2 separate regions of the Homo sapiens genome follow, and region 1 is linked to region 2. A link is a loop called in an ENCODE intact Hi-C map of the cell type or tissue named here. Cell type or tissue: gastrocnemius medialis. All regions are shown on one strand. Each heading gives the region's core, and the rest is flanking DNA. Links, peaks and the distances in the headings are about the cores only.

What was found. Hi-C counts contacts between places; a loop is a spot of excess contacts. Peaks named below come from ENCODE experiments on the same cell type or tissue, not always from the same donor. Only the 100,000 strongest peaks of a DNase experiment are listed, where the experiment ranks them.
Region 1: it touches region 2 in a loop (2.0-fold over the local background); 6 of 110 quality-filtered maps call a loop at or near these places.

The regions. Positions count from the first base shown.
Region 1 is chr6:156,948,522-156,959,431 of GRCh38, forward strand. All of the region lies in intron 4 of ARID1B (AT-rich interaction domain 1B), which reads left to right. Among named protein-coding and RNA genes, the nearest start is that of MIR4466, 170 kb to the left of the region's middle. RefSeq lists enhancers at 9,554-9,683, 9,704-9,753, 9,894-9,943. In gastrocnemius medialis, for the core only: a CTCF peak has its summit at 5,164; DNase peaks (open chromatin) are centred at 5,140 and 7,440; H3K4me3 peaks cover 534 bases; H3K27ac peaks cover 8,000 bases.
Region 2 is chr6:157,178,290-157,189,199 of GRCh38, forward strand. It overlaps ARID1B (AT-rich interaction domain 1B), which reads left to right. Exons shown (of 20, transcript NM_001374828.1): 12 at 2,680-2,889; 13 at 5,942-6,146. Among named protein-coding and RNA genes, the nearest start is that of TMEM242, 140 kb to the right of the region's middle. RefSeq lists a silencer at 5,406-5,700 and enhancers at 7,653-8,153, 8,154-8,654. In gastrocnemius medialis, for the core only: CTCF peaks have their summits at 6,157 (motif pointing left) and 6,357; DNase peaks (open chromatin) are centred at 6,132 and 9,022; H3K27ac peaks cover 4,087 bases.

The sequences.
Region 1 (10,910 bases), core at 1,909-9,908, 230 kb before region 2:
TGTGAGCCACAGTGCCCAGCCCCATAGTTGCTGCATTTATGCCTTTCTTTAGCCAGCATGCCTAAATGTTGACATCCTCAATTAAGACACAGTATCTTGTCTTTTCCACATCTCAATGATGCAGAAAAATTCAGTTATGTTTAGTAATCATTTATTGTGTCTAATGTCTAAGATTTTATATTAGATGTAAAGAAAAATAAATAAAAAATCAAATTATTTCACTGGCTTATTAATGTCTGTTCTTTCCCATAACACATTCAGGAATAAGAAAAGAAATCCTCAACAGAAAATATCTACTTTTGGGATACTGGTTACTGAAAATACTTTAACATCTTTTTTCATTTTATCTTCAGAGAACCACGTACCTATAGTTGCAGAATTCATACTTTCAGCACATATAATTTCACAGAAGTGTTTTGCCATCTTGTGGAAGTCTTGACTATTTGAAAGTTTAAGAGCAGCAATGGCTATGACACAACTGTGGTCAGAGCTTTTTATACAAGACATTCAGGTGGCATTGAGTCACGTCTTATCAGTGCTGGTGATTTCAGAGGAAGAGAACACTGCCTTCCAAGTCTCCCAACCCTTTTGTGAACACCTGGTGTAGAAGAGTAATGTTTATGCTGGCTTTCTTGAGTGGCTTCATGAGGATTTTATTATTTTTACTACTTTTTTTGCTGACTTAATTGGCATTTTCTATGTTTTATAGGGATAAAAACATCTTTCATATAATTCTGGCCTGTTTTAGGGGTATCAGATATATATATCTAAATATGCACGTTGTTGTTTGACAAAGAACATTTCACACCTAATTGAGCTTTTCAGCCGGGATACTCCACCTAGAGTACTTTGCACATACATGAGATCTAAGGTTCATAAACCACTTTGGCAGTGCCTGCCACATTCACAAGTGTCCACTGAATGTCAATTTCTTGCCTTTTCTTTGCCCTCCTCCTTTTGTGAAATGATATTTGGCTTCCAGGGCCTGTCAGGGCTGCCGGTGCACCACACTTCCCTGAGATTCAGCATTCCTTTCCTATGAGCAAGGAACTGGAACAGGCGGCTGACTCTTGTCTAAATCAGATCCCCAGGACTCCTAGCCTGTGACTTCATTGCTGAACCCCAATGCTGCAGTACTCTTTGGATGCAGAGAATGTTGGTGTAAATGCCACTGAGGTTCTTCTGCATCCATTTTATTTCATGTTCCTCAGTTTTATATTTTTTATATTTTATCAGTTTTACCCTGCACAGAAGAACATAAAGAAGAGAAAACTACATTAATAAACCTTGTGTTTTTAAGAATTTCCCCAGTATTACGCTGCCATTTTTGGTTTGTTGAGCTACCAAAAACTAAACTATGGGGACGAGTGAAGATGAAGGGGTGAAATCCTCTAGGTTTTAATACATTTTAATTAATTATTCCTAACAAGTGAATTATTTCTAACTTGTGAATTATTTCTAACTCCTTAGGAATAATTATAGGTGTATAGTTTGGACAATTAAAATATGTTGATAATTCGGAAATGTGATGTTAGTGACTAGTGTTAGACTAATCTGCACCCCAGCTTTATCCTCAGAGTCGGTTGGTAGCATAGTGGCTGCAGTGATTGGGGTTCACCCTCCCTTGCTCATTTCAGCTCATGGTATTACTAGTGAGTAGCAAGATCACCTAAAAGAAGGCAAAAGCAAAGGCATAGGTACAGATCTACTTGGTTTGCAGCAAATCTGCTTTAGGCAAACTCCTTACATTGCTCAAAGAGTTTTCAGAGTTTTGGTACAAACACCATATAACCGTAATAGGAGCAACCAGCCATGAAGGATAACACAGGTCTTTAGTGGAAGACCAAAGATGGTGAATCAGGTAGTATCACTAAATGCACTTTTAAGTCAAATACTTAATGTTGAAACTTTATTTAAAATATTATATAGGTTTGTGTATATATATGGGGATGTAAGAGAAAGGGACATGCCTAAATAATTACGTTAATATAGGAAATATACCTTTTTCAATTCTGCCTTCTTCCATCGCAGTTGATTAGATGACATTAAATGAATATGTTGTTGTGGGCCAGGTGGTATTTTGCGGGGGGGTAACAACCTGAAAGTTGTCCTGGTTTTTTAGCGCTGCTCTTTCCGAGTCTTATTTATTGAAGTTTAAACTATTCATAAGATCTAGTGGTAACTGCTGTAAAGGTAACTGGGGAAGTTATAGAGGAAATGACTATGACTTTACCGTTGCAAATAGATTAATGCACTTTACTTTTCCCCAACATTTTTATTGACTGTCCTGTCATATCCCTTCTTAAATCATACTTACTGTTACCAGTTTTACCTTTGAATTTACCTACAAACCTAATTTCTCATTAAAACAATAAAAATGTATGAAGTATAATATAATTGATGCAATTTTAGCCTCCCTAATGAATTTTTTAAAATACTCTGGTATTTTAATATAAAGTATTACCCAGATACTCTATAACTTAATGATCAAAATTTAAGAATTAATTTCTTTATAAAAGTGTTTAAAAATAGCTTGGATGAGGTATTCTTTCAACATGTATCCCTGAAAATTATAAATAAATGGTTATTTTTAAATATACCAGTGGCCACTTTTAACTGAAAGAGTCCTGGTGTGACAGAATGTTTCATATCCTATGATGTTTTTATATAGAATTTATAACCCTTGTGCTTCCAGAAAGGATTTGAGCTGACTTACAGTAAAACGTTTGTATAAACAAAGACTGCTCCAAGCGGATTACAAATTCTTAAAAAAGTTTGAAAAAGAGAGAAGCAAACAAACCATGATAATGCAGTTACTGATGAATAATGATTAAATTTAAGGCTACATTCCTGACTAGCAAAGTAAAGGGGAAAAATTGGGATTACCTAATTATTAAAGTAAAACACTTCATTTATTTTCTTTCTTTTTCTTTTTTTTTTGAAATGGAGTCTCGCTCTGTCATCCAGGCTGGAGTGCAGTGGTGCCATCTCGGCTCACTGCAAGCTCCACCTCCTGGGTTTACGCCATTCTTCTGCCTCAGCCTCCTGAGTAGCTGGGACTACAGGCGCCCGCCACCACGCCCAACTAATTTTTTGTGTTTTTAGTAGAGATGGGGTTTCACTGTATTAGCCAGGATGGTCTCAATCTCCTGACCTCGTGATCCGCCCGCCTCAGCCTTCCAAAGTGTTGGGATTACAGGTGTGAGCCACCGCACCTGGCCAACACTTCATTTCTTAAGAAAGGAATATTATTTTTCTTTTATTATATTGTAAAAGGAAATACTTTATAAAGGAATATATACTCTTTTGAAAATAGTGAATAATGAGTCCAAAATATGAGTTTTTAATATAGTGCTAAAAAAGTGGTTTCATGTTTGGGAAAATTATCAAAGGCCTAAATTAGGTGTCATGCCACATAAATGATTGAATAATTATCTGTTTTTGCTGTAACTTGCTTAACTACTTTGTTACTCTGTCCAAAGAAGTAGCTTATTGAACCCATTTTTATTTCACAATAATTTTTAAAAATAATTATTTTATAAGCATAAAACGTGTACCAGGGTGGAAACCCATTTAGTCAGGAAAGAGTTGAATTGTGAAGAGAGTGTTTTTTTATACATGTGTTTTTCTTTGTTTTGAGGGATAGGTGTGTGAGTGACATTTGTAATTTAGCTTGTTTTTCTGGGAAGAAGATTGCTGATCCTTGGGTTTAAAGATGAGGGCTCAAGATTAATTGATGAGACTAGTGATGGTCTAAATTTTACAGAACATGCATGCCACTAATAGCTTAATAGTTAGGATGATAACAGTTTGTGAGTGAATTTATGTGCTTTATTTTTCTCGAACTTACTGACTTTGAATACGTTATAAAATTGGAGCTGTGCTCCTAAGGAGTAACATGGAACTCCATCATAGGTCCACCTCCAGCAAAAGGCTAGCAGGGGTGGTGGGGACACTGAGGCTGGCTTGATTTCCCATCCTGCCCCCCATGGTTGGTCGTGGGAAGAAGGTCGGGCTGCCGTGGCTCCTGTGCACTTTGGTTGCTGAGAGTGGTTGTGGGCAGCAGGCCGGTGAGCAGTGGGGGCAGGGATCTTGACACCAGCCCTTGTTGGACTCCACACCCTTCTGACCATTCATCCACCTTTGGGAGTGGGGAGCAGGGTCTGTTGAAAGAGGCAGCCGTGTCATGCTCCTGTTAGTAAGGGAACTAGACTTTTTTGAGCCTAAAACCATACAAGAGAATTCAACAGAAAGAGAATTTAATGTATATATTCATTCTTGTAAAACAATAATATTGTAGTAAAACTTACATCTGTGTGTTTGCTGGCCAGGCTAGTCATTTATGACTTTCTTCGAGTAAGCGAAAATCCTTGGAGTCTGGCAATTCTTCCTTGTAGGGAATCTTCAAGAAGACTTTAGCTCCAACTTTATTCTTTTGTATTTCATTACCTCTGGGAAAATTACTAGCTGGGCATTTTGTGGCATTCTCAACCTCAACTCTAGGGCTAGTGCTTTTAAAATCTGGTCAACTGCGTAATTGTGAAACAGTACTGTGTCAGCTTTATGCACTTATTATTATTTTTTTAAGACACAAAAACTTACAAATTGGCAAATTGTTTTTCAGTGTTTTCCCCTTCACAGGGCTTTAAAAATATCTTGAGTATGTTGGGGTTAGATTGGGTGGTTGGAAAGCAAAGCTCCAAGTGCTAGAATGGACGGCTGCCCTCTGCAGCTTCAACACAGGGATCCACTCAGCCCCCTTAGCTGACTACTGGTGCTTAAAACGGTTTTTGACAAACGCCAGAGTTTCACAAATATAGAAGTAGCAGTTATAGAGGTGGTTTTGCAAGTCCCTTGGAACATTCATGCAGGTCTGCAGTCACTCTTAATTTGAATGAGAAAGAAGATGGTAGAAACTATTTTTATTTTCTCCTGGGAGCAAGAGAAAAGGAAGGCTAGAACTCTGTACTATGTAATTTTAAAAAAAGAAAAAAATCGGACTCCATTGAGATTCTTTCTTGTTTACTTTTTGTTTTACTCTCTCTGTCTCCTAGTATGTTTGACTAATGTAAGTCTTCCCCCAGGAATATGAGAATATGTGGTACCGTCCGCCTCATAACCTTCCTGGATATTTTTATAATTTATCATCAGCTGACACTGCTTGGGTAGAATATTCTTACCACTCCCTCTGGCTGCTGGAAGTCTGAAATTACATCTTTGTCTTTGAAGTCAGGCATACTGTTAGCGTTGCTATGGTGACAGGGTGGGTAATGGCCTCCGCAGACAGGAGATTGGTATTTAGCGTTTAAACACTGCTGTACACAAGGCCTTGATTTTTAGAGTGGTTACTGAACTATCCCCTTTTAGTAAATGTTTAAAAATTACATTTTTACATGGTCTTACTAGATTAATAGTCATGGTTTATTTCATTTTAACTGCAAGGATAAAAGCATTATTCCATTAAATGGGCAGCTTTTTTTTCTCTTTTGGTTTATGCATTATTAACACAGGCTTTCCTGTTTTGCTTGTAACATTTTATAGGCTTTTTCAAACACGCAGTCAGATTTGCTCTGTTGCTCCTTTATTTTTTGGACTTAGCCCATTATCTGCTTGATCTTGGACAATTTCAGAGGAGACAAAGTTCTAAGGAACTAAGCTTTTAAAATATTAAAAATGAAGTTCTTTTTTTTTTTTAATGTATGAGTGATAATATTGATCAAGATGTCTCTTTGGTTTCAAGTTTCTAGTTAGCCCCTTTCCTGAACTATACCCTCACATGAGATAGTAAAGGAAGGACAGTTTATGGTTCTGGAGAACTGTTGGACATTTTGAAAATGCTTTAGTTGATGTAACTTTCGAAGCAATATGCTCTGACATAGTCAGCCTGTGTGGAATGAGGCCGTTTGCACACACATACATATGATTTTTTTTTATCTGTGAGTATTTTGTCTTTAGAATAAAGATGAATCTTAATAGTTTGTATGGTATATACAAGTCCCTGTCTACCTGATACATAAACTGCTACTAAAACATCATTTTTAATGTCTTGTGATACAGAATTTATTACTTTATGAGGTATTTTATTTGTGGTAATTTAAATTGTTTAGGAAGTTTTTCCTTACATTAGCTCGAACTGTTTTTTTTGTTTGTTTTTTTAAATCCTGGTTCTACTTCTGCCTTCTTAAACCACACAAGGTAAATCTAAATCCTTCTTCTATATGACGGCTGTTCACGTATTTGAAGATAGTTTTCATTTACTAGGATTTCTTCTGGGCTATTAATAGTTACTTTAACTATTTCCCCCACTGTGTGGTCTCAAGTTCCCCTGCACCCTATTCTTAATTCCTTAATGAGCTTCATTTTTGTATAAGCACCTCTAAATGTGATATCCACAACCAAAGGGCAGGCTCCAAAGGCATGGCTGGCGGAGGCCACCTGGCCCGCTTTGTGTTGGACCGTCACGCTGCCGTGTATCGGAGGCGTCAGGGTCTGCAGGGCTTTGCGGCAGCTGCAGCCCACTCTTGCCACTGTGATGGGAGCTGCTCTGAAGGATACGTCTCATCCATCCTGCACCTGAGCTCAAGTGCTCATCGACCCTTCCTGGCTGCTGTTGGACTGGGTCGGGGCTGTTGTTCAAGCTTGCTAACGTGTGTTAGGATCCTGAATCTGGCATCTGTTGTATTTAGTGTAATTCCTACCTTTGTGTCCCCTCTGAATTTGTATCTCATGATAGCTCTTAATACAGAAAGTTAAATAGGCTAAATCCAGAGCTTTCTGACATTCTGGTTATTGCCATTCAACCAGGTGTGATAAACCTAGAGCTACTGTATGTTCCAGGCCATACATTACATATTAACCACAATCCTGTCCTAGAGACTTTATCTGAGGCTAGGTGGGGATCCAGAACAACGCTATAGTCCTTTCTGTATATGTTATAGTGCTGTCTTCCAGAATGACTTATTGTGGATTATATATGACTTCCAATGATGTAACACATATAAAGGCTCTGTAATAATTGAAAGTTATACATAATTTGCTATTGACATAATTTTATCTTTATCAAGTTTTCTACATGAGAGGAGAAAATCTACCTTTTAAGCTAGTTCACCTTGCCACCTGAGTGATACGCCTCAGCTCCTTCCCTGTGTCCAGGAGGAACAGCCAAGATAAACATCAAGAAAAGGTAGGAGAACCTATGCCCATCTCCAGAAGGGCCCTAGAAACAGAGCCTGGATGTCATGGGGTCCAAGGCAGAAGATACTCGCCCTGGACTTGGGATCTTAGAAATGAAGTAGCCCCATTTCAGGGGCCTAAGATTTTAGGGAGGAGGGCTGTTGGTCTCAGAAACCCTATCCTGTTAGGAAGGTTACTGGAGGCCGCTGGTGGTGGAAGCCGCGCCTGTTCTATTTCCTCACCTTCCTGTGTTCATCTGTGTATCTGCCAAGTGCCCTGTGCTTTGCTTTTTACCACCAACTGCTTGACAGCCGTCCAGGACTGCTGGGTTCTGGACATAAGGTCAGATAAAACTGGCCTAGTCTTTTCTAGGGATGTAAACCTTGGGGAAGACATGCACCAGTGGCCTGGTACTGGGGACAAGAGCAGGGCCTCTGCTTCTGTAGTGCACAGGGGCTGCCTCTAGCAGGGGAAGGAGGTGGGAGGCAAGTGGGCCACTCAGAAAAAGACATTCTTTTTTGAATGAGTCCCAGGTACTTTTGTGAGTTCATGGAGGCTGGCCCATAATTTCCACTCGGACTTGTCATAAACTCTCCCTGCTTCTTACCCCCACCCTTCTCTCAGAAGCCAGGACTCAGTGAGTTCTGGGCATGGGAACCTGGGAGGCAGAGCACTTACAAATGAAAATTTGGCAATAAGTTTTATAGACTGGAAAAAAATTGCTTCAGACCAGTGCTGGTAGCAGTGGAGTGGCAGATAGGAAATAGTCCTCTGGAGGTGGCCTCTAGGGACAGCAGCCCTTTCTGTGGTCAGTCCATAGACCCTCTGCTGGGTCACCATGGAGGCTTCTTTAACCAGCCTGCAGTTTCAGCTTGAGTTTGGGGTGAAGGGTGGATGACAGCTTCTTAGTCCACTGATATCTTAATGAGATTTCCATTCAGTGTATTTTGCATCTCCCTCCAAAAGGAAAAATATATGAGTGAATTTTGTTTATAGCATGTGTAGCAGGCAGGATGTTGCAGGGACTTTGGGATATTCTGGATCAGCACTGTCCAGTAGAACTTTCTGCAGTGATGAAAACAGTCCCTATCTGTGTTGTCCAGTATGTCAGCCACTTGCCATATATTGTTATATACCACCTGAAATATGGCTAGCAGAAGGAATTTTGCGTTTTAGTTAAATTTAAACACCCTCATGTGGCTAGTGCCGACCATACTGGACAGTGCAGTTCTAGATTATGGATCCCATATGGTCAGGATCTTATTACAGACTGAATTTGGTGAAAATAACAATGTTAGGTTAAGACTCTCAAATTCTTGGCATGTAAGTTATTGATTTGTAATGTATTCTGAGCTGGCATTTAAAATTACCTCATTTTTACAAGGATACAAGAGATTGAAGGAACAAATATATTTTAGATGTAGAGTTTATCTGTTGCAGGGTTTGGCATGTAGGCCAGGAACCAAGATTCCAGGAGTAAGAATGGCACACTTGGTGAAAGAGTGCTGTGCACTTGGATGCTGATTTACAAGTGACAGAGCCACTGTGTCCCACGTCTTTCTCCTTGCCTGTTTCTCTGGGTTTTCAGTTATCTATGTTTATTGGAAACAGTTATCACAGAGTTGAGTACCTTGAAGATCTCTTGTGGACATCCCCACTTCCTTCCCACATACTCACCAGTACCAGGGTCAGCTTCAGGTAGGAGGATGGCACAGACTCAAGGTCAAGCAGAGGTGTGAGCCACAGAAGCAGAGTAGCAGGCCAAGTTCCAGCATCCTGGCTGCCAGGACCACCGTGCAGGCTTAAGAAGCTGGAGCTTTAGGATATGGAGTGTCCATCACTTGGCATCTTTCTCATAGCCCAGGTGGCATCTGAGAATTAGGTTAGGGTTGATTTGGACCCTATGGTTTGGTAAATCATGTCCCTTGAATGTATACAAATGATGTCTGTTGATATTTAAAATATGTTTCTTTCTGTTTAATTGTAAAGGGGATCAGGAAGTCTTTTCTCCCACGAGTCTCAAATAATTTCATAGTTAGAATCTGGTAATTTCAGGCCAGCCTAGGGCTTTTCATGACTCTCACTTTTTAAGGCTGGTATCCTCATTTGCTGGATGAGTAGGGGTTCTGCTGATGGAGATAATGACACCAGGATACCCATGTGTTGAGTCCATCTTGCTGCCCCTTCCAAGCCCCCCAAACAACTGGAGTTCTGTATTCTGCTAGGGAATCTGTTATGTGGTGTAGCCTTCCTCTTAGACTTAATTCATTCACTTTTTTAGTGCTCTACATGTTTAGAATTTTCATAAGAACTGCATTTTACATTCAGTATAATGTAGTTGGGTAGTTAGAATAATATGTTCCAAGATCTCTGATTCATTTGTCACCCGCCTTGCAAACTCAGCTTTGGCTTGTTGTCCACATCCATCCCACTGCACACGGCAGTCTACCATTTGTAGTCCAATCCATGCCTTCTGGCTCCATTTCCTGACATCAGGAGGTTAAAGACTAACTTGTTTTCTCCTAGTCACAGCTCCACACCTAGGAACAGCTTTTTCACTTTTAAACAGTTTATCTCTGTTCCCCCTACCCCCTTTAAAAAGAAAGAAAAACACTAGGAATGAGTAATACTGATTTCTCAGTATTTGTTTGATTCTGTGGCATACTGTACACTTCAGCAGCAAAAGTAGATGGTTGAGTTATATTGCTAGTTCTTACTCAGTCTATAAACCTAATTCGTTTTATTTATGATGGGAGAAGGAGAATTTATGAATTCATTTTGTTAAGCAATTCTTGAGCCTTTGTAGTGTGCTATTATGATGGATACACTCCTGGTTTGAAGAAATACAGAGTCCCTGAGATCGTGAAGCACTTTTCAGCAAATACATTTTGTTGCAGTATGCATTTACCCATCTTGTTGAAGGGCATTTAAATGTTGTCCAAATGTCTTAAGTATTTCTTTTGAATAATCATTATTTTTAATTATAGTCTGGATTTCTCTTTCCTCTTTTGTGAAATAATCGTCTTCCTCCTTCCTTTTGGAAAAGTCAGTAATCTGGGTAATTTCTGCTAAAAAAAAGCTCTATTAAAACCAAGGGGTGATTGTAGTCCAGTTAATGAAGCAAAGCAAAAAAAGATGAGGCCAGGAATCATACGGAGTTAGTTTACTAATGAAGCAAGGTACTTTTAAAAGGTAAGGAAAAATAAAGGAGCCCCTTTCTTTTCTTTCGATCTGGTCATTACCTGGGATTTTCAGTTAAGTGAAATCATTAACTACTCATATGTGCCTCAACCTAAACACCAAACCCCAAAGACTATTTAATTATCATACTTTGGTTAATAAGATTACAGGAAGGTTATTAAATGAGTCTGTGGGACTTGCCTAGAAAAGATGAAATGCAAAATGAAATGTTTTCCTCTATTGGGAAGACCACTTGGCTTGTGTTCTTTTTAATGGTTGAGCGTAGTATCATTCTGTTTGGGAAGGGTGAGTGTGGGAAAATTATGTACAGTCCTCAGTATCCACAGGGAATTGGTTCTAGGACCCCCACGAGTACCAAAATCGTAGATGCTCAAGTTCCTTAGATAAAGTTAGTAGTTGTAAGTAACCTACCATCCTCCTACATACTTTTTGTATCATCTCTAGATTACTTATAATAACTAATACAATGTAAATGCTTTATGAATAGTTGTTGTACTTTGTTTTTTAATTTGTATTATTTTTACTGCTTTTCCTCC
Region 2 (10,910 bases), core at 1,677-9,676:
CACAGCCCTCCAGCATGCAGAGCACCACGCTAAGTGTTGGTGATCAGCATCCACCCAAACTCTGACTTGTGAAACTTAGGATCTAGTCGGAAAAGTGGGTGTCAGACAAATAGTTACGTGCAAAACATACAGTTTTACACAGTGTGTGACGTCGTGCTGCAAAGGAAAAGTAAAGCGTGTGGCAGTGGTGAAACTGAGGCCCTGGTTCAGCTAAGTGAGCCAGCCTCGGGAGGCCTCTTCCGAATTTATCACGTAAACTGAGGCCTGACCGTGTCAGTTCCCTGCAGATGCAGTTTCCTACATTATGGTGCCATAAAAATGCCTCTTAGAAGATCTAAAAATTATGAAAAAGAACTATTCTCTTAGAAAGTATCTTCATTTAATTTTTCCAGTGTTATGACAACAAATTGAGATAGGCACAAGTTAATTAAACTTAAGTTTATTTAACCAAGGAGAGAAAAGTTAATATATAGTCAAACTGTGTCCATCATTATCTCAGGCCTATTCCAGCTTGTAAGAATCCAGTCCCTTCAGAAGCAAGAACAAGCATTTCTGTGCCCCGTTGCTCTGTTCATGATTCTATTCATCCAGAACCACTCCCCAGTTTCAGTTTAGAGAGGACCAAACCAGGAACGGCAGATGGATCTTACAAACAGGATATTGGTTGAGCTAATTGGAGCAATTTTAAATTGAAATGATTGCCTTTATTTGTCTTATCTTTAAACTGAATCTCAAACTTTTACCTCAGTTTTTTACAAATAAAATGCAAGAGGGAAGTTGTTTTACTGTTAACTGATTATAGATTATAATGCCTTTTTCTTCATGTTCTTATTTCAATTTTTCACTTTTGAAAACGTTGGACCCATTTTTTTAAGTGTAACTCCCCAAAGAAGAAAAAAACTCTATACTAAAATTTAGAAACCTCCTAATAATAACTGTCCCGTTAATAAAAAAGAAAACTCCATACTAAAATTTAGGAACCTGTTTTTAATAACTGTCCCATTAATGACGGCAGAGCTTCTGAGGTGCTGCCCGGATGAGAGTCTTGTGTAAAGTGTGTTAGAGCAGCCTCTTTTCCTAGTCAAGTAGGCCTTGGGTACAAGGATATGAAAAATAAGCTTTAAAAATTTATTTGGATATATAGTTTCTATATTCTAAGTGTACATATGGGTTTATAGACATATATATATTCACACATATATGAATATGTATACATATATATTTTTTAAGCTCTTATCTAAAGTGGTTTTTAAGTGATGTGAAGTTTAACCTCAGCATCAAAGTATATTCTAAAATATAAAACAACTATTTTTTATCATTCTACATTTTTTATTTACATCAACTGTATCACCCATTACATATTTGATAAAGAGGTTATGCCTCAGTAATTCTGAAGCTGAAGGCTTAAAATCTCAGCCCAGTGACTCTGGAGAATCACGTGTTAGTTAAAGGGAAAGCGGCGGCCTCACATGCTGCGTAAGTTTCATTCTCAGGCATCCTTTCTGAGGGACCTACTTTTACTGGAGATCATTCTGCTAAATAAGGTAACATCTAGCCTCAATGGCAGTCATGTTAGTTAACCCCCTAAACCTTCAAAAATATGTTTAAAATTATGTTAAGCTAAATAAAGAAAAAAGGAAAAAAAACTTAAGAATTCTGTCTGTAATAATTTCTCTATATTGCAAATAATAACCTAGGTATGCATAAATAAAGTAAATTATTGTTCCAAGAAATCTTTATTGAGAACTGAGAAAAGATTTTGTACAATAACCCTAGTATTGCAAATATTGTAAATATTTTTACAAATACAGAGATATAAATAAGAAAGGGAAGAGATACAGTTGGCCCGCCTAGGGCTAAAAGTGTTACCTGTCCAGATTATGTAATCCACGGAGTAGGCTTCAGGTGTTCAGAAACGGCAACTCTTGATATTTTAGTGTCAGGTAAAAGCAGGTACATAGAAACCCAAGAACTAGAGTATCAATATAAAACACATGAGCATATAAATACATGGGCATAAAAATAAATGTATATGTTTATCCATAAATCCCAAAGCTTTGGTTGACCCTTAGTTTATCTAAAAAAAAAAAACAAAAAAAAACAAAAAACACACGAGCTTATAGCCCACACCACTGGTTCCCGTGACTGGAAATCTACCTTATATTTTTCAGCAAGCACCGTGTGGTTGCTCATCCTCCAGATGCTGTAGCATTTTAACGAAGACACCCTTTAGCCATTCTTGTTTTGACAAGGAAAAGTAGGAGTCCATTTAATGTTTTGGGCTCTATAATATCACATGTAAAAATTTTAATTCACTATGATCATTCCATGAGCTAGAACCCTTTTATTTTTAAAAATAACATGAGGTGTCACTGGAATTTTGCCTTCTGGGATTCAACGCTTATATCCAAAAAGGGCTTTGTTCTTTTTTGTTTTTGTTTTTAAGTGTATAAAAGGGGGAGTTTGGGCCTTTTATTTAAAGTAAAAGTAAATTCCTAACTAAGAAAATGTATAGTTTGTGCCTGAACTAGTAGCCTTCATTCCTAATTGTTGTGTGATAGCAGTAGTTTTTAATCTCTTCTCTTCTTGTATTTGTTAGCTCATTACTTTTTTCTCACCTTCTTCCCTCTCCCTCTGCCCACCCATGCCCCACCTCCACATGCTGCTTCTGGGTACTAGAAGTCCAGCTCCTCCACCACTACTGGGGAGAAGATCACGAAGGTGTACGAGCTGGGGAATGAGCCAGAGAGAAAGCTCTGGGTCGACCGATACCTCACCTTCATGGAAGAGAGAGGCTCTCCTGTCTCAAGTCTGCCTGCCGTGGGCAAGAAGCCCCTGGACCTGTTCCGACTCTACGTCTGCGTCAAAGAGATCGGGGGTTTGGCCCAGGTAAGAATGAGTGAGGGAGGGGGTGAAAAAGGAAGCATTGTGGATAAGTTCTTACAGTGGCTTTCTTTGAATGTGTGGACTCATTTTTTTTCTCACAAAGGAAAAGCTAAGCCTGTGTGAAAGTCGCCTTCTTGCAACCCACGTCTGTGTGCTGTCAGGGAGCACTGGGGGACCCTGGCTCTGCCACCAACTCGCAGCGTGACCTCAGCAGGTCATGTTCTTGGACCTCAGTTTCGTCATGTATACAGCGGGCCAGACTAGATTTTCCTGTAGGTTTTCTTACAGCTCCAGAATTCTCTGGAATCTGCCAGTAGTTCATAGTAAATACTCAGAAATGTTTTACAAATGACTGAATTAATTATCTGTGTCAGATATAAGTCACATTTACTGCTTCCCTCTATCCAGAACAGGTTAGCAGGAAAATTAAGTGATACTTGTCAAACCATGCCCACAATAACTGGACAGTTAGGAGGGCCATTGCTGTGACCTCCAGCGGGCTAGGCCTGAGGTGTGACAGGGGAGCTGCCTGGGGTGCAGATTTAAGGAGCTATCCACTGTGTGCTTGCTTGACTCTCAGAGTGAGTGCGTCCTGAAGTCTCATACCCCAGGCACCGGCTTTCCTCACTGTAGCCCTCGCTCCTTAATCAGGAGTCTAGTTGTAGGACCACGCCCTGTCATAGGAACAGGGAAAAGGTACTCACTGTGTAACCTTTGTCTTTCTAAATACATGAGTCACCAGCCCCAAAGCATAGATGAGAAAACTCCTGTGTAACAAAATCAAGTACAGGATGGGGTGCAGTGGCTTACACCTGTAATCCCAGCACTTTGGGAAGCCAAGGCAGGAGGATCACTTGAGGCCAGGAGTTGCAGACTAGCCTGGGGACCCCAGTAAGACTTTGTCTCCATTAAAAACTACAAAACTTAGCCGGGCGTGGTGATGCACACCTACAGTCCCAGCTGTTCAGGAGGCTGAGGTGGGAGGATCACTTGAGCCCAGGAGTTCAAGGTTACAGTAAGCTTTGATCACACTACTATACTCCAGCCTGGTTGACAGAGCAAGACCCTGTCTCAATAAAAAATAATATATTTTTTAAAAAATAGAATAATGCTGTAGCCCAGGGACACTCACAGGGTAGTTGGTGGGGCCAGGTCTGTCTGACTCCAGACACATACTCTTCCCATTTGCCACTGGTTCTGGAGTCCAGCTATGCATTAGAATGGCCTGGGCAGCTTTTCAAAGCTGTCAGTACCTGGGCTACCACCCGACATCAATGAAATGAAACCTTCTGTGCCCAAGGTAATCTAACAGGCAGTCAGAATCAGGCGCCCTGCGCCCCACCAAGGTGGCGGGGGTCACTAACTATCCAAGGGCAAGTCATCTGCCCTGCAGGTGTCACTGACGGCCTACCGTGGTCTCAGTGCTGCGTCTCGGGGGAGAAAGGGGAGGCCTTCTTTGTGCTTAGCCTTCCCACTAGGTGCCTAATCCATTCCATGGGGGAACTGAGACCTGTGACAGAAAGAATTAGAGCTTGCCCATGACGCTGCATAACCAGCTGCTAAGTCGTGTGATACCACGTGTGAGTGATGGTCAGCAAAGAGAATGATTGAGACACGCCTCTCTCTGACCTGGACTCCCTGACCTTTCCCCTCTGCACCTGGGCTCCTTTGCCTTCTGCCCCTGGACTCCCCTGACCTTTCTCCCCTGCACCTAGCCTCTTCTGACATGGATTTTTTAGAATCACCAAGACTGCTCAAACGATTAGATTTTATCAGCCAGCACAGAGTAGATAGTGTCTGGCTACTTCCTTACTGTGACTGTGTCCACAGTATATATAACCAGGCTGGGTCTGTCATGAGACTCTCCGCGGGCTTATAATGAGGGTTGCTGGAATGTAGCTGGGTTGCATCTTTGTCCCCACCCCATCATGCTGTGTACCTTGTGGGCATCAGATGTGGTTGGGAGCAGGTGCTGCCACCACACAAAGCTCAGCTCCCAGCCTTCCTTCTTAGGTCACACTGAGCAGCGCCCAGCTTGCCATTTCTGAAGTAACCTGAAGACCCACAGTTTGCAGCCCTGCATTCAGTGCCAAAAGAGGGCGGTGGGCATCTCCGGGAGCATCCACAATTTATTATACACCACCGAGTACTAAGTAAATGGACAGAAGAGCCGTGTGAGAAAGTTTGAACCCAGAAATTTAATATTTCATTAAAAACCACTGTCCCCTTACCTCCTCCCTTGCCACACAACGCAGGAGACATCAAAAGGCAAAACCTTCCCCAAGTTATTTGCAAATCCTCATGTTTCATCCATGTGTTTAACCGTTTAACCTTTCATAACCTGTTCCCAAGTGGGAATCAAAAGGTTAAAATAATGCCTCGGATCTTGACGTCACATTTCAGGAGTTCTCTTTCTTTCTCCTCCTTTTGCGACTGTGTTGTCTCCAGCCCTTTAAGCCTCCTTGAGTAAGAGCACCGCACAGGAAGGTGTGCACCTGCCCCGTCAGCAGGGCTGGTGGCCAGTGGCATCGCATCATGCTTTTTAAGTTGGGGGCCGTTGGTCCAGGGGCTCATTTGCCTTTGCACGAGGTGCTGCTTTTGCTTTTGCCTGACACCCCAAGCAGTCTTGGGGTGAGGGGATGGGTACGGCCCAGAATCACAGGCCCACTTCTGAGGGCTTGCAGCTGCTGGAATGAGCACTTTCACATCAGTGCCCAAAAACCTAACTTGGAAAATAGTGCCGTTGTTGCTTTTTAAATGTTTTGAGATGCCCTTTTTCCTTAATTGGAGGTGCAGTGGGATGAGCGTGAGGCGTTGGGAGATGTGGCGGGCAGAAGGACCTCCGAGCAGTGCTTTTTCTGTTGCCATCAGCAGGTTCCCTAATGGTTTTATAACTGTAAATGCTGCCTATGCACTGCTGAGTGGGAGTAATGAGCATTAGTTAAAAGAGGCAAATGAAGAAAAGTCAACCAAGACATTAAGTGCTTTTTTTGTCTCCTGGCTTTAAACAAGCCACTTTGTTGCAAACCAATGATCCTGCCGTGTTTTTCACTAGGTTAATAAAAACAAGAAGTGGCGTGAGCTGGCAACCAACCTAAACGTTGGCACCTCAAGCAGTGCAGCGAGCTCCCTGAAAAAGCAGTATATTCAGTACCTGTTTGCCTTTGAGTGCAAGATCGAACGTGGGGAGGAGCCCCCGCCGGAAGTCTTCAGCACCGGGGACACCAAAAAGCAGCCCAAGCTCCAGCCGCCATCTCCTGGTAAGTGGCGGCGCTGCAGTCACTGGCCCAGGAAAGCCCAGGCGCCTGGCCTGGGAGGTTCCGGGAAGGTGGTTTCACAGTCAGGCCAACAGGGAACTTGGGACTTTTGAGAGGTGGGGGGTTCCTGTGTCGTTTTGTTTATTTAATTGGACGCCCACTGGCAGTGTTAAGGGATGAGAGAATTAAATCTGGGATATGGCCATTTCTGGTTGACACTTGGAAGGCACCCCTTCTTTTGCTTTACCTTAATCAAAACAGGCTTTCGAATTCTAAGCCATATACGTTTATTGCTTATACAAGTATTCAAAAAGATTCCATCTACCTCTACACAAAATAAAGATCCCCCAGTGGCCAGTTTGAATACATGTGCACTTCTAGGAAATGCCACCCTACAGGTTCGACAGCTCGAGCTCCCCCGCCCTCTTTCGGAAATCCTCAGATTTGAACTTTAGTAAAATGAAGCCTGGGCTTCGTTTCTAATGTCCCCTACCCAGCAAGTTCTCACTTCTAGGGAATTTAACAAGCTGTCGTGGTAAGGATCCACACGGCCTTGTTTTGGAAACAGGTGGTCTTTTGCAGCCTTGTTCTGGAAGTCAGGGGTCTTAGGAATGGGTGCAGCGCTGGCCACCAACACGCTCGCAGGCCGAGCCACATCAGTGACGCCTGCTGGCTCCCTTCCCTCTCCTCCCCACTGACAGAGACCCTCCCATTCCTTTCAGCTCCCCTGCCAGCCTTCGTTCTACCGTTTGGCTTTCAGATTTGAAATGACAAAATCATATATTCTGATAAATGCAATAGTAGAGAGGGGAAGAAATTGGCACCTTAGTGCTGGGTGGTGACCTTACTCCAGTAGATCCGACCATTCTCTTATCTGTGTCTGCCTCGCAGTCAGCGACCTTCAGCACATTAGCCTCACTGTTCCTGGTCCCTGTCTATGAGATGTGGCTGCACCCACCGCTCCTGTACACAGCTTGTTCTGAGCGTGGCTGGCAGCCCATGTTTCCTGAGCACTTCCAGTGTGCTGGGCCCTTTTCTAAGTGCTATCATTTCATTTTCACATCAGCCCTGTGACATTGATACTATTTTAAAATCCATGAGAAAATGAAGGTCTCGTGGAATCTAAGTACTTGCCCAAAGCCAACTAGCTGGGGAGTAGAAGGTCTTATCTGGGGCATCTGGTGCTACAGTATACACGATACCCACCAGACACCTCTGGCTGTATTGAAAATACCTTTGTAATATGTGAAATGTTTACACATAGAAGCCAGAGAAAGAGGTCATTTCATTTTTAATGATTTCCTCTAGCTGCTGTCTGGATGGCAAAGCTGATATCCAAGGTTGCTAATCAAGGGATCTCACATAAATACGTTTTAGGCCCAAAGTGCACTTGTAGTGAATATACCTAGAATTACATCTGTAGGCTCTAAAAACAAGTAGAAATCCTCGCTAACCTCATCCTTAAAGATTCAAAGGCTTTACCAACTCAGGTGTCCCTTAAAAACTGGGAAATCTAATTTTAAAAATCTCACAACATTACATCCAGTTCACAGAGTAAAACAAGCTGCCTGTGAACAGCTCTGAAACTATTTTTCCAAAATAAAAACCCAGTGGGGCGTAGGGACCAAAGTGGTGATGTCTGTAAAGATCTAAGGGTACATTTTATTTGCCAGGAAAGAACTCGTGTCACTGAATGGGCTGCACTTGTGTATGGAGAATAGCTCTCCCAGTGTGCATCAGCTTCAGGACGGGGGCCCTGCTGAGGCGTATAGATCCTTCAGAAAGTGGAGGGCCTGTTCTCTTAACAGCCAGCCGTTCCCTTTTCCCCTTTTTTAAACTGTCATTTTTATGGCAACATTATCATTTTAACTACACAAAAGAGCTTGGATTGCAAATGGACTCCTGGTATACATTCTTCTCAGTAGTCCAGATGGAGCCGAGGGCCTGTGACACAGGAGGCAGTGGAAGGAAAGCCTCCTGGTCTCGTCCAGCCCCGAGAGCGCGTGCAGGGGGCTCCAGGCACACACAGGCGTCTGGGGGTCGCAGGCAGAGGCACCCTGGTCTTCAGAAGCCTCTCGATTCACTGCCACCCACACAGCAGGTGGCCTCTCCGATTCCAGTCCCATCATTAGGGAAAGTGTCTGGAAACATTTTTGTTGTTAAAGGAAAATAAAATTATTCCCAACTATTGGCCATGTTAGAGTCTCATTTATTACAAGATTTTTAAACACAAATTTACGGTAAAAATGTATGTTCTTTGAAGTCACTTTTTCCTGGAAGAACATAATTATAGTTTATTTTTTACCAGCACATTCAGGCGAACTAAACTAAAAGATTCTGAAGAAACATTTTAGATTTTTTTTCACCCAATGGTTGCTCTGAACCAGCTAAAATCCTAAGTCTTTTGACTGTATTCTAAGAGCACTCTAAGTCATCTGTCTCTAGTCAGGTTTCAATTTGGGGTGCTAATACAGCTCTAGGCTTCAATTCTGTCAGCCTCTGGGAGGCATAAGCCCCTTGGCCCCTGGGGCTGCACCCCACATATCACTGCCAAGTGGCTGTGTGGCTTCTCACACCGGATGTCTGGGTTCCTGTCTTCCAGCCACCAGAGCAAGTCAGTGATTGAGACTCCCAGGTGAACCAAGGCAAGGCCATGGGGTGTGGTTTGTGTCTTTAAGGTGCCAGTGGCGATCTTGTTATAAAGCATCTAGAAAAGGTTGTGGGGGAGTTCCAATGAGCGCTGTAGGAAGCACCTCCCCAGCCTGTAAGCTGGAGATGGGGAGGGGAATGGAAGGGACCAGGCTGGGAGAAGTGGGGCAGGGGTGGGGCATGGAGCTCCACATTCGGTTAATAAGTCTGTAACCAAAAACCCATCCATCTTGGCTGGCAGGTGGCTGACTGAATTTCTATTATTAGCTGACAGGTGATGTCACAAAACCTGTCATGGATCCAACTAGGGAATCCTCAGTGGAAGATAAATGAGAAAGGGACTCAGGTTATAAACAGAGGTGCCCTCTGGTTGACCTCTAGTCACTGTAGACCTGGGACATATCAGCTATTCCTTCTCCCCACCCTACTTCGCTCAACCCCGCCAGAACTAGGGCACCAGGTTCGTGCCGGGTAAATTATCTTCCCAGCTAGGAGCCTGGCCATGCTGTCTGAAGTGTGTGAATGTACTTAACCTTCAGTAACCTTTCCATTGTTTACTTTAGAGTATACATTTGTAGCTTCTGGCAAAAGGTAGGGATGTCCTAGAGAGCCTGCCAGCCTCCTCTATTAATGGAGTTACAAGAGGTTGCATTCATTTTTTTTTTTTCCATGAAAGGAAAGGAAAAAAAAAACACTGGCAAGGGAGATTTTTCCTTTTTTTTTTTATTAGCTATAAATGTGAATACTTGTAAATAAGGGTCTTTCTGAAATCAAGCCTTGCAAGTGATGTTTCCAAGGAGGCTGTCGGCTGGAGCGGAGCCTGCCTGAATTTCGAAAGCAAGTCATTTCTCTTCTGCAGCACTAGGCGGGCAACCATGTCTGCAGGATTATTACCCTTTTATATCTGCAAAAGACGGCTTTCTTCCTTTACTCCAATATACCTTTTTAACATGTGTTTCCAGGGTTTTACGCAAATTTGGTTTGTAAGTATGAGTGAATACATTTTTCTTTTAAAATACCTACAATAAGTGTCAATCTTCTCTGTATAACAAACCCCCATGACATGCGTTTACCTATGTAACAAACCTGCACATCCTGCACATGTACCCCTCAACTTAAAGTTTAAAAAAAAAAAAGTAAATAAAAACTTTTTTAAAAAAGTCAGTCTTTGTGGCATCTCTGAGAACTTCTCTAAGTCATTCAGTGCAGGGCTCACAGGGACGGATGTTACGCAGTGTTCAGCTCTGTTGGCCAGCGTTCATTCCAACCCAGGCCAGAGGCTGGGCAGACCTCATCTGGCTAGGAATGTCTCTGTCTAGCTGAGGCTTTCCGAGTAGAAATAATGTACTCATTTTGATTTCTGACTCCTTCCCAGTGTCCTCTGTAACCTCTCGTGGTTTGTTTCACCTCCATTGCCACTAGAGTAAAATGTGAATAATGGTAGTTGTAGTGAGCCTTGGGAACGTCATAGGAAAGGCATTCTACACAATAACATGGAAAACGTTATTCACAAGCAGCAGTAATCCTGCCATTTGTTCGGGGGGTTCTGCACGTTTTTATCAGAAACTCCATGAGGGCAGGGGTTGTTGTCTTTCTTATCAGTTTGGTCCACTGGTGTATGTGAGCATAGAAGAGAACCTAGACTATAGTAGGTGTATTACTCATTTATTAAGTATTTGTTTAATTCACACATGAAACCAGTATCTATTGATGATCTGGCGTGCTAAGGACTGCAGTAGATGACAGAGCAGGAGCCCTGCAAATGTTACGTTTTTCCCTCAAGGTGAGGTTAATTAATTTTTCCAAGAGTCCCACATAAGGTTTGGAAAAAATCAGTTCAATTCTGTTATTATAATGTAATTATACTTAAAGCCAAATCTCAGCACCCTGATAACAGCATTAAAAAAACGCCAAACCAGTATGACTTGTGCTTTTTGATAACAAATCTGATTTCATAGGTCAAAAAGTGACACTATTAATGACAGCACAGACACATTCAGATGTTGAGAAGCTATTGAAATGACATAAGGCTCATTGTTAATTTGTGTCCTTGCTTTTCATCTTAAACATTTCACATTGTCTAAGACCCAGAACTAAGTTTTCTAATTTCGTTTCTAA